Linked DNA regions of Homo sapiens: region 2 is linked to region 1. The links are chromatin loops, found by intact Hi-C in ENCODE. Cell type or tissue: right lobe of liver. All regions are shown on one strand.

Evidence for each region. Peaks named below come from ENCODE experiments on the same cell type or tissue, not always from the same donor. Only the 100,000 strongest peaks of a DNase experiment are listed, where the experiment ranks them.
Region 2: a loop joins it to region 1, with 2.3 times the contacts of the local background. A loop is called at or near these places in 41 of 110 quality-filtered maps.

Annotation. Positions count from the first base shown.
Region 1 is chr12:51,054,417-51,059,416 of GRCh38, reverse strand. LETMD1 (LETM1 domain containing 1) reads right to left here. Exons shown (of 9, transcript NM_015416.5): 5 at 3,396-3,582; 6 at 3,172-3,273; 7 at 2,915-3,067; 8 at 1,289-1,385; 9 at 1-56. Among named protein-coding and RNA genes, the nearest start is that of LETMD1, 8.6 kb to the right of the region's middle. In right lobe of liver, no CTCF peak of the experiment used is centred here; a DNase peak (open chromatin) is centred at 2,956.
Region 2 is chr12:51,244,165-51,249,164 of GRCh38, reverse strand. SMAGP (small cell adhesion glycoprotein) reads left to right here. Exons shown (of 4, transcript NM_001031628.2): 3 at 2,334-2,414; 4 at 3,046-4,607. The coding sequence ends at 3,224. It also overlaps a transcript of DAZAP2 not described here. Among named protein-coding and RNA genes, the nearest start is that of DAZAP2, 7.8 kb to the right of the region's middle. RefSeq lists enhancers at 213-714, 715-1,214, 1,215-1,716. In right lobe of liver, a CTCF peak has its summit at 2,386 (motif pointing right); a DNase peak (open chromatin) is centred at 2,624; H3K27ac peaks cover 1,805 bases.

The sequences.
Region 1 (5,000 bases):
AAGGTAGTTGGTGGAGAGCAGGACCACGTTGTGCAGCAAGAGAGACAGCTCAGCTTCTGAAAACACAGTGTTAGTGGTTTGGCTTGGGAACACTGCCTTATAACTGCCTTGTTATATATGGCTTAAGCCTGGAGGCAGGAAGCCAAGTGCAGGGAGGGGTGGAATGAAGAAGCTGTTTTTCTCAAAGTTCCCCTTCTTTGTTTCAGCCCCTGTATGCATGCCTTCCTTTCCTTCTACTATATATTCGTATCAACTCATCCTCTATTTCTCATGTGATTGCAGTAGAAAATTCAGAGATGGTAATGGTACTAAACACCAGTCGCGTTGGGATTCTTCTGGTAGAAGTTGGTGCTCTAGGGACATTTCTCAGCTTCAAGATTAGTAGGCCTACCCTAACATCCAAAGGCCCACAAAACATCAAGACCTAGCCTAAACAGGGGGCAAACAAGCCTAATACATACCCTCAGATGCTTTGTGTTTGGTCAGCAGACTGTTTTTTTTCTGAGTTTGAATGCCTTTAGACCAGTACTTCTCAACGGGGACAATCCTGCCTCTCTCCTCCCCACCCCTAGGACATTTGGCAATGTCTAGAGACATTTTTGGTTGAGACAACTGTGGGTGAAGGGGTGCTACTGGCATCTAGTGGGTAGAGGCTAGGGATACTGCTATAATAAATACCTATAAAGAACAGGATAGGCTGGACATGGTGGCTCACGCCAGTGATCCCAAAACTTTGGGAGGCCGAGGCCAGCGGATCACCTGAGGTCGGGAGTTCGAGATCAGCCTGACCAACATGGAGAAACCTGGTCTCTACTAAAAAAAAATACGAAATTAGCTGGGCGTGGTGGTGCATGCCTGTAATCCCAGCTACTTGGGAGGCTGAGACAGGAGAATCACTTGAACCCAGGAGGCAGAGGTTACGGTGAGCCGAGATCGCACCATTGCACTCCAGCCTGGGCAACAAGAGCGAAACCCCGTCTCAAAATAAATAAATAAATAAATAAATAAAGCACAGGATATTCCCCCCATAAGGAAGTGCCAAGGTTGGAAAATTCACACTAGCATGCATTCACTCTTAGGTTTCCACAGTCCCCACTACTCCCTCTTGTCTTATGGCCTACTTCGTTACCTGCCGGGCATGCAGTAGGCATGTGAGTTTGTGCCCTTTCAATTAGATGTATGTATATATATGTCTCACAGTACTCAATAATTAACTCCAAAATGACCTCAGAATAAAATACAAAAGTGACTTGGATTTTAGTGGTATAACCACAGAAATGTGTTTTACCTTTCAGGCTGCAGGAAATCTGCAGCCATTCTCCCAGCCAAGTTCGACACCTATCTTCACCAATATGCGTAGAATTCAGGCCACGGAGATAACAAGCCTATACCACTCAGAACAGAAATGGTCCTTAATAATCATAGAATGATTATGCCAAGGAAATGGAAATCCACAAACAATCCTAAATCTCCTTTAAATAAGTTACAATCTCACCGGGCACGGTGGCTCGTGCCTGTAATCCCAGCACTTTGGGAGGCCGAGGTAGGCGGATCACGAGGTCAGGAGTTGGAGACCAGCCTGGCCAATATGGTGAAACACCATCTCTACTAAAAAATACAAAAATTAGCCAGGCGTGGTGGCATGCACCTGCAGTCCCAGCTACTCGGGAGGCTGAGGCAGGAGAATCACTGGAACCTGGGAGGCGGAGGTTGCAGTGAGCCAAGATCATGCCACTGCACTCCAGCCTGGGCAACAGAGCGAGACTCTGTCTCAAAAAAAAAAAAAAAAGTTACAATCTCATTCCCACATGAAGCCTTTCCTCATGGCAATTTGAAAACTAGTGATGGACAAGATGACAAAAGCAAAGAGTCCTATATAAGCTAAAATAGTAGGTCTAAACTGCAGTATCCTTGCTTTCTGAAGTGCCAGAAGAAAAGAAATACAAACCAAAATTTCTGTGGGCAATTCCTTCCCCCTAGCTAAGTTTCTTGAGAAAAAAGACACAGAAATGAGGTGAGGAGCTGGGCGCAGTGGCTCATGCCTGTAATCCCAACACTTTGAAAGGCCAAGGCGGGAGGATCACTTGAGCCCAGGAGTTCAAGACCAGCCTGGGCAACATAGTGAGACCCTGTCTCTACAAAAATAAAAAATAATTTTATTTTATTTTTTGGGTTTTTTTTGAGACAGAGTCTCACTCTATCACCCAGGCTGGAGTGCAGTGGTGCGATCTTGGCTCACTGCAATCCACCTCCTGGGTTCAAGCAATTCTCATGTCTCAGCCTCCCAAGTACCTGGGATTACAGGCATGTGCCACCACTCCTGGCTAATTAAAAAATAATTTTTAAAAAGGCCGGGCACAGTGGTTCACGGCTGTATTCCCAGCACTTTAGGAGGCCAAGATGGGAGGATTGCTTGAGGCCAGGAGTTCAAGACCAGCTTGGTTAAAATAGTGAGACTGAAAAATAAATAAATATGCTGGGTGCGGTAGCTCACACCTGTAGTCTCGGCACTTTGGGTTGATGGATCTCTTGAGGCCAGGGGTTTGAGATCAGCCTGGCAAACATGGTGAAACCATCTCTACTAAAAATACAAAAAATTAGCTGGGCGTGGTGGTGCACACCTGTAATCCAGCTACTTGGGAGGCTGAGGTAGGAGGATCACTTGAACCGGGAGGCAGAGGTTGCAGTGAGCCAAGACTGTGCCACTGTACTCTAGCCTGGGCAACAGAATGAGACTCTGTCTCAAAATAAATAAATAAATAAAAATAAATCATAAATAAATAAATGAAGTGAGAGAATAAAGAAGCTGGGTTCTATAAACAAACAAGACAAGGAGCCCCTGTAAACCTCCGGCCTGCCATAGGCTCAAAAGCACACCAAGGGTTGAGGGTTGATGTTGCAATCAAGCTCTTACCGATTTTACTTCCTGAGCAGTCAGCTGGCCAATCCCCAGCTTTGCCAAAGCCTTGTCCAGTTGGTGAATCACAGTTGTATGAGTCTTCAAACGATGTCTCAACAAGGGAGGAGGCAGGTAAGATGTGAGAAGCATGGCCCGGCTCAAGGCTTTCTGTAACACAACCACATAGGAGGGGAAAGGCAAATAGTATGAGCTCAAGCAAACACCTGAAACATGGTGATGCTATGGAAAAGAGAAGCCCTCAAAGTGCTCACCACGTGCAAAGCCTGGAGTTGGTTCATGCCCAGAGGATGGTTAGAGAAACACTCTCTCAGAGCCAAGATATCATGTATTGCTGGGTGGGTACCACGCTGTATCTTGGAAGAGGTAAGAGATTTGTAGATGTTAGGAAAGTCCTGACTACTCCTCTTACCTAGTTTAGTGCACACTGAATCTAACAAGATTCCACATTTGTAGGAAGGGTTAACTGCAGGAATACCTTGGTGCACAGATCTGTCAGACGCCACCGGAGTCCTGCATCAGAAATGAGAGGGATGACCTTTTCTAAATAACTAATAATTTCTGGGTGGGACTGCTTCCGGAAAGCATGATAGATATCTAAGAAATCAGTTTGTTGTTTTGGGGTCCAGAAATGCCTGATCAGTAGTTGCCTGGGAAACAGGTACCTGAAAGGAGAAAGAATCACAAACTCACTTGCTGAAACTGGCTTCTTTCAGAGGAAGCCAAAGAAAGCATTTGGTAGACATGAATACTAGGAAGAAGAGATGGAGACACTATTTCCCTACCTCAGTGTTCTTTTTCTTTTTCAGTTTTTTTTTTTTTTTTTTTTTTTTTAAGAGACAGGGTCCCCTCTCTCACCCAGGCTGGAGTACAGTGGCAAGATCACAGCTCACTGCAGCCTCGACCTCCTAGGCTCAAGCAATCCTCCCACCACAGCCTACTGAGTAGCTGGGACTACAGGCACAGGCCACTATGCCTGGCTAAGTTTTTAATTTTTTTGCAGAGACGGGTCTTGCTATATTGCCCAGGGTGGTCTCAAACTCCTGGTCTCAAGCAATCTTCCTGCTTCAGTCTCCCCAAGTGCTGGGATTACTGGTGAGAGCCACTACAGTCAGCCCTTTCTCTTAAGTGACTCTCAGACCAAAGTTTATAAGACACACTGAAGCACAATTTCAAGCACCATTACTGAAATGGGATGTGAAAGGAAGGACTAGCAGAATAGCCTGCCACGCAGCAATCAGATATAATGACTCATTTTGAACTAAAGCATGTGAAGAGCATGCTTTGGAGAGAGTTGCAGCCTGACCAGGACACTATATGTGATGTTGACAATCTAACTATAGCACAGTCCTTATGTGGACCCAGTATGTAAAAGGCAACTGATTTGTTGTTTTTTTTTTGAGACAGAGTCTCGCTCTGTCACCCAAGCTGGACTGCAGTGGCGCGATCTCGGCTCACTGCAACCTCTGCCTCCTGGGTTCATGCGATTCTACTGCCTCAGCCTCCCAAGTAGCTGGGATTACAGGCACCCGCCACCACGCCTAGCTAGTATTTTGTATTTTTAGTAGAGACAGGGTTTCACTGTGTTAGCCAGGATGGTCTCAATCTCCTGACCTTGTGATCTGCCCGCCTCGGCCTCCCAAAGTGCTGGGATTACAGGCGTGAGCCACTGCACCTGGCCACGATTTGTTTTTTAATTTATTTATCTACGTGTTTGGTGGTTTTAAAACATGACCTCAAATTCTCTGGCACTTGTCTCATGGAGAGCTGAGGTCTACATCCTGCCCTTTTTTCATTCTAGGTGACTGATTCAATCAATAGGACAGAGCAGCAGTGACTCTATGTGACCTTCAAGACAAGGTTATAAAGTCATGTAGATTCTTACTAGAACCCCTCACTCTTGGAGCCCTGAGCTCCCAAGTTAGAAGTCCCACTATCTTGAGGCTGCCATACTGAAGAAGCCACATCTGGGCACTCTGGTTGACAGTTCTAGCCGTGTAGCCATCCCTGCCAGGGCACCAGACATAAGAGTGATATTGGACTTTCCAGACTAGTCCATTCAGCAGCTAAATATCACTAAGGG
Region 2 (5,000 bases), 190 kb before region 1:
CCACGCCCTCCCTGGTGCGTCACCCTCCGGGAACTTCTGCATGTTCAGCTAGTTGTTTTTGGGGTTTTGTTTTTGTTTTTGTTTTTGGATGGGGTCTCATTCTATCCCCCAGGTTGGAGTTCAGTGGCGCGATCTCAGCTCACTGCGACCTCCACCTCCTGGGCTCAAGCGATTCTCATTCCTCAGCCTCCCAAGTAGCTGGGATTACAGGTGCACACCACCATACTTGGCTATTTTTTTTTTTTTTTTTTTTTTTTTTTTTTTGTGGTATTTTTGGTAGAGACAGGATTTCGCCATGTTTCCCAGGCTGGTCTCAAATTCCTGGGCTCAGGAAATCACCCACCCTGGCCTCCCAAAGGGCTGGGATTACAGGCATGAGCCACCATGTCCAGCCATGTTCAACTATGCGGAAGCTTTCTGAGGCCAGTCCTCTTGGGTTTTTAATGGAAGCTTCATGATGTCAGCATTCCCTTCCCAAATTCTCCCTCTGGAATGAGGATCTTATGACCCACTATGGGAAAGGCAGAGGAAGATTAGAGTCCTGCCTTGGGGCAGGTGAAGGGAAGGGCAGGAGAAGGCTGGAGAGATGCTGTTTCCTGAGGCCCGCTCCTGCGGTGTGACACACCCACATCATAACACAAGGCTAACGGGCTGTGGGAATTAGGAGCCAGGAACTGGATGAAAACCTAGAGAGAGAGAGAGAGAGAGAGAGAGAGAGAGAGAGAGAGAGTGTGTGTGTGTGTGTGTGTGTGTGTGTGTGTGTGTAAAACACCACAGTAACCATTCGCCCAAGGCCAGAGTGGTTGAGGGTACTACCATTCCTAGACAAAGAGGGGACCAGAGAGAAAGGTTTGGCCTGGCCTTGGGAGAGGAAGCGCTCTGGACAGCCTGCCTCTGCTTTCTGTATTGCAAGATGAGGATGGTTCATCAGGCTCCCCTGGGCCCGCGTGGAAAGACCCTTCAACACTCTTGGCCCCTCTTAGCATAGGCCCACCAGACCACCACTGATACCCTCATTTCACTTGCTGTGGATGGAAACCTGAACGTGTCAGGCACTGGACGGGAGTCATGCTCACACCGCGCTCGGGCCACGCTGGCCTTTGAGTCCCCTGGTCTCAGAGCTTTGACCCAGGCTCTTCTCTCTGCCTAGAATGTGCCCCATCCCTGTTACCCGGTAAACTCTTACCCCTGCTTCAGCTCCCAGGTCAGATATTCCTCCCTTGGGGGGTCGCTTCTGGCTGGAAGACTAGATCAGGCCCCTCGGCTGCACACTTTCCTAAGTGCACTTACAGCAGCTCCTCACCGTGCAAGCTGTGGGGTGCAGTGGAGGGTGAGCCTCGGGAAGCTGGCCGTGTCTGTTTTGCTCGACCTTTCATCTAGCACAGGGCCTAGCAAAGAGGAGGCAGTGGGTGAGTGTTGCTGTTTATGGGATGCCAGTCAGGTCGGGGTGCCTCCTGTGGGTGTTGCCAGGATCAGCCAGCTGGTTTTCCCCAGGAGACCTCTATCCTGCAGTAACCTCTACATTAAAATGCTAATAGGAAAGAATGGAAGGGCTTCCTGACTTCCTGTGTAAACACTTAAAAGGGACTTCTGGAGACCACTCATTTTGTCATGTTCTGTCCCTGGGTAATGACTTTAGGGTGGGACTTTCACGCTCTGAAGGATAAATAAACCCGTAGCAGGAGGGGGTGCAGGATCTATTTTAGGGTAGAGGAGAGGCCTGTTTCAGAACCTTTCAAATTGCAGGGCCTATCCTGGAAGTGTAGAAAAGGGTTTTTAATAGGAGAGGAGCACTATTTCATTATGTTAAAATAATGTTTACAAAGAATTAGTAAGAATGCTGCAAGAAAATGCACATGCTATATAATATAATGTAAATATATACACATACAACTCATTTGATCTCACTTATTGTAAAAATATGCATTCCTAATAATGGCTTATCCTACTGAGTGACTTATTAAATGTCACAACAACGTTTTAAAGTAGGTACTCTTACCTCCATTTTGCAGATAGAGGTTAGGTAATTTTCCCAAGGTCACACAGCTAGTAAAGGACAGAGTTCATATTTGAAACCCAGTCTGTCAGGCTCTATAGCCCCTACTCTTAATCACTATATTATGCAGGGAGAAATCCATCAACATATTGTCTTTGGGTGGTGGTTTATTTTCTTCTTTATTCTCTAGGATTTTCTATTTGGATATACTCTAGGAGTTAAATGATAAACTTTTGAATAGGGAAGAAGGTGGGGTGGTGAAATTTGAAGGCCAAACATATGCTTTCAAACAAAAGAATTCACTCCATTTCCTTTTCCACTTTTCTACATTTTCCAGAAGAACTGATGACCACCCCAATTTTACAGCCCACTGAGGCCCTGTCCCCAGAAGATGGAGCCAGCACAGCACTCATTGCAGGTAATAGACTCTGAGCCAACTCCAAGGGACCTTCTGGATCAAGGGCATCTCTCTCCAGAGGGAGCCTGACCAAATCCATTAATGGGCTCACTCTGGCTTGTAAGTTATATTACACACACACACACACACACACACACACACACACAGCCATAAAAGACTCGGAGGCTTCTGTCAGAGGCACTACCAGTAAATGACAGGTTGGGAGGTGGCCGCAAATAGATATGCATACGGACGTTACACTTGAGTACGTGGGTAGGGACGAGGATATATGTGGTTGGTTGAGTGGGTGAGGAAGAGGGGGAGGATCAGATAAACCACTTCCTGTTAGGATAAGCCATTTCCTGTTCCCTCCTTCCCGTTTCTTTAAGAATCAGGAACTGGTTTGGGAGGCAGTTCAGTTTTGTCAGAAATCAAAAGCATGTGTCCTTAGCTTAAGCACCAGGAGACTCCAGCTATTATGTGCCATGGAAATTGGGGTTGGTGGGGGAACATGGGTTTGGATGGAAGTGGACACTAGTTAATGAAAACAAGAGGATCTTTACGAAAACAGTGACTAAATCAGATGACTCCAGGAACTACTGAGACATCCTCAATCCTGAAACATCTCTACATTTTCCCTCTCCTTTCCAAGTTGTTATCACCGTTGTCTTCCTCACCCTGCTCTCGGTCGTGATCTTGATCTTCTTTTACCTGTACAAGAACAAAGGCAGCTACGTCACCTATGAACCTACAGAAGGTGAGCCCAGTGCCATCGTCCAGATGGAGAGTGACTTGGCCAAGGGCAGCGAGAAAGAGGAATATTTCATCTAATGACTCCCAGGCCCCAAGGAGCTTATTCCTGGCTCCATCGCTAACACGTTGACTGCTTATTATGGGAAAGTTTTCTCTGAAGCCAGGGAGAAGCATTGATTGATGTGGGCAAATCCAAGCTCCAGCCAGGTCGCAGTCCCAAATGCCGACATCACTGACTCCAGGGACCAGGGACATGGAGAAAGCTGTTTATGATATCTTTAACCAGGCCCTCTTACTAGAGCTGGTGTTTGTGACTGGCCAACAAGATGTGGCTATGCCAGGGGACATCTGAGTATGTGCCCAGTCATCTTTTTTCACAGGTTGAAGGGAGAGAAAAGATTTTGAGTTAAGGTCATTGGCTGCTCTACTCTGTCCCCTACCTGGTCACCTAGTGATAGCCCCAGTGGAGATACTGTCCATACAAGGTCTTCCCAGAGGCTGGATACCACAGTAAAAGGCCAGGCCAGGAGGGGTAGGAGACTATGGAGATCTTACCTCCTGATAAATGTGCTACACCCCCTAATCTGAGCCCTTCCTTTCCGTGTTCCCCAACAACCTCATGCTTACGTGATTTTTATTCAAATTAAAAATTTTCATTGCTACAGAAATCAGATTCTCATGTGCAAGAAGTAACTACATTTTGACTTATTTTTGCTTAAACATTTTTGACATTTTCTTTTCCCTATTTAACGCCTTTACATATGTTCTCTTCCAAGCAATAAGAACCCTAGGAAAGTTCTAGAAGTTTGCAGAACTATCTCAGGGATTTGAGACAAAGATGGTGCAGGAAAGCTTGTTCCAGGGGAACATCATTAGAAACATACCCTGGGAGGGCCGGGTTCGGTGGCTCACGCCTGTGATCCCAGCACTTTGGGAGGCCGAGGCAGGCGGATCACAAGGTTAGGAGATCGAGACCATCCTGGCTAACACGGTGAAACCCCGTCTCTACTAAAAATATATAAAAAAAATAGCTGGGCGTGGTGGCGGGCGCCCATAGTCCCAGCTGCTTGGGAGGCTGAGGCAGGAGAATGGCTTGAACCCAGGAGGCGGAGCTTGCAGTGAGCTGAGATTGCACCACTATACTCCAGCCTGGGCAACAGAGTGAGACTCCGTCTCAAAAAAAAAAAAAAAAAAAAAAGTACCCTGGGAGATGAGTTGGTTCAAGCCTCCATCCTGGCAAGGGCCAGAATTTCCCAGAATCCCTTCTACATATATACAGAAGGAACCAGAAAAAATCAACCTACCACCTTTCCCAGTGTATCCTCAGAATCAAGCCAAGAAGCTTCTTGGATTTTAGTCTCAAGATAAGTTGTGTTTAAAAGGCACATTTTGGTATAAATTATTAGCTCATCAGATATTGTTCACTTTGGAATTAAAGCTAGATCTCCTTTGAAGTCTTAATGTATTGCCTCTGTTGTCCAAGCTCAAACCCAACCAAGTTAAGATCAAGAGCTGAGGAATCTGGCTGGGTGCAGTGACTCACTGCCTGTTATCCCAATACTTTGGGAGGCTGAGGCAGACAGATCACTTGAGGTCAGGAGTTTGAGACCAGCGTGGCCAACGCAGTGAAGCCGTCTCTACTAAAAGTACAGAAATGAACCAGGTGTTGTAGCAGGTGCCTGTAATCCCAGCTACTCAGGAGGCTGAGACAGGAGAATCACTTGAACCCGGGAGGTGGAGGTTGCAGTGAGCAGACACTGCCACTGCACTCCAGCCCGGGTGACAGAGGGAGACCCTGTCTCAAAAAATAAATAAAAGAGCTGAGGAATCTATCTTGGCAACCTAGATTCTATG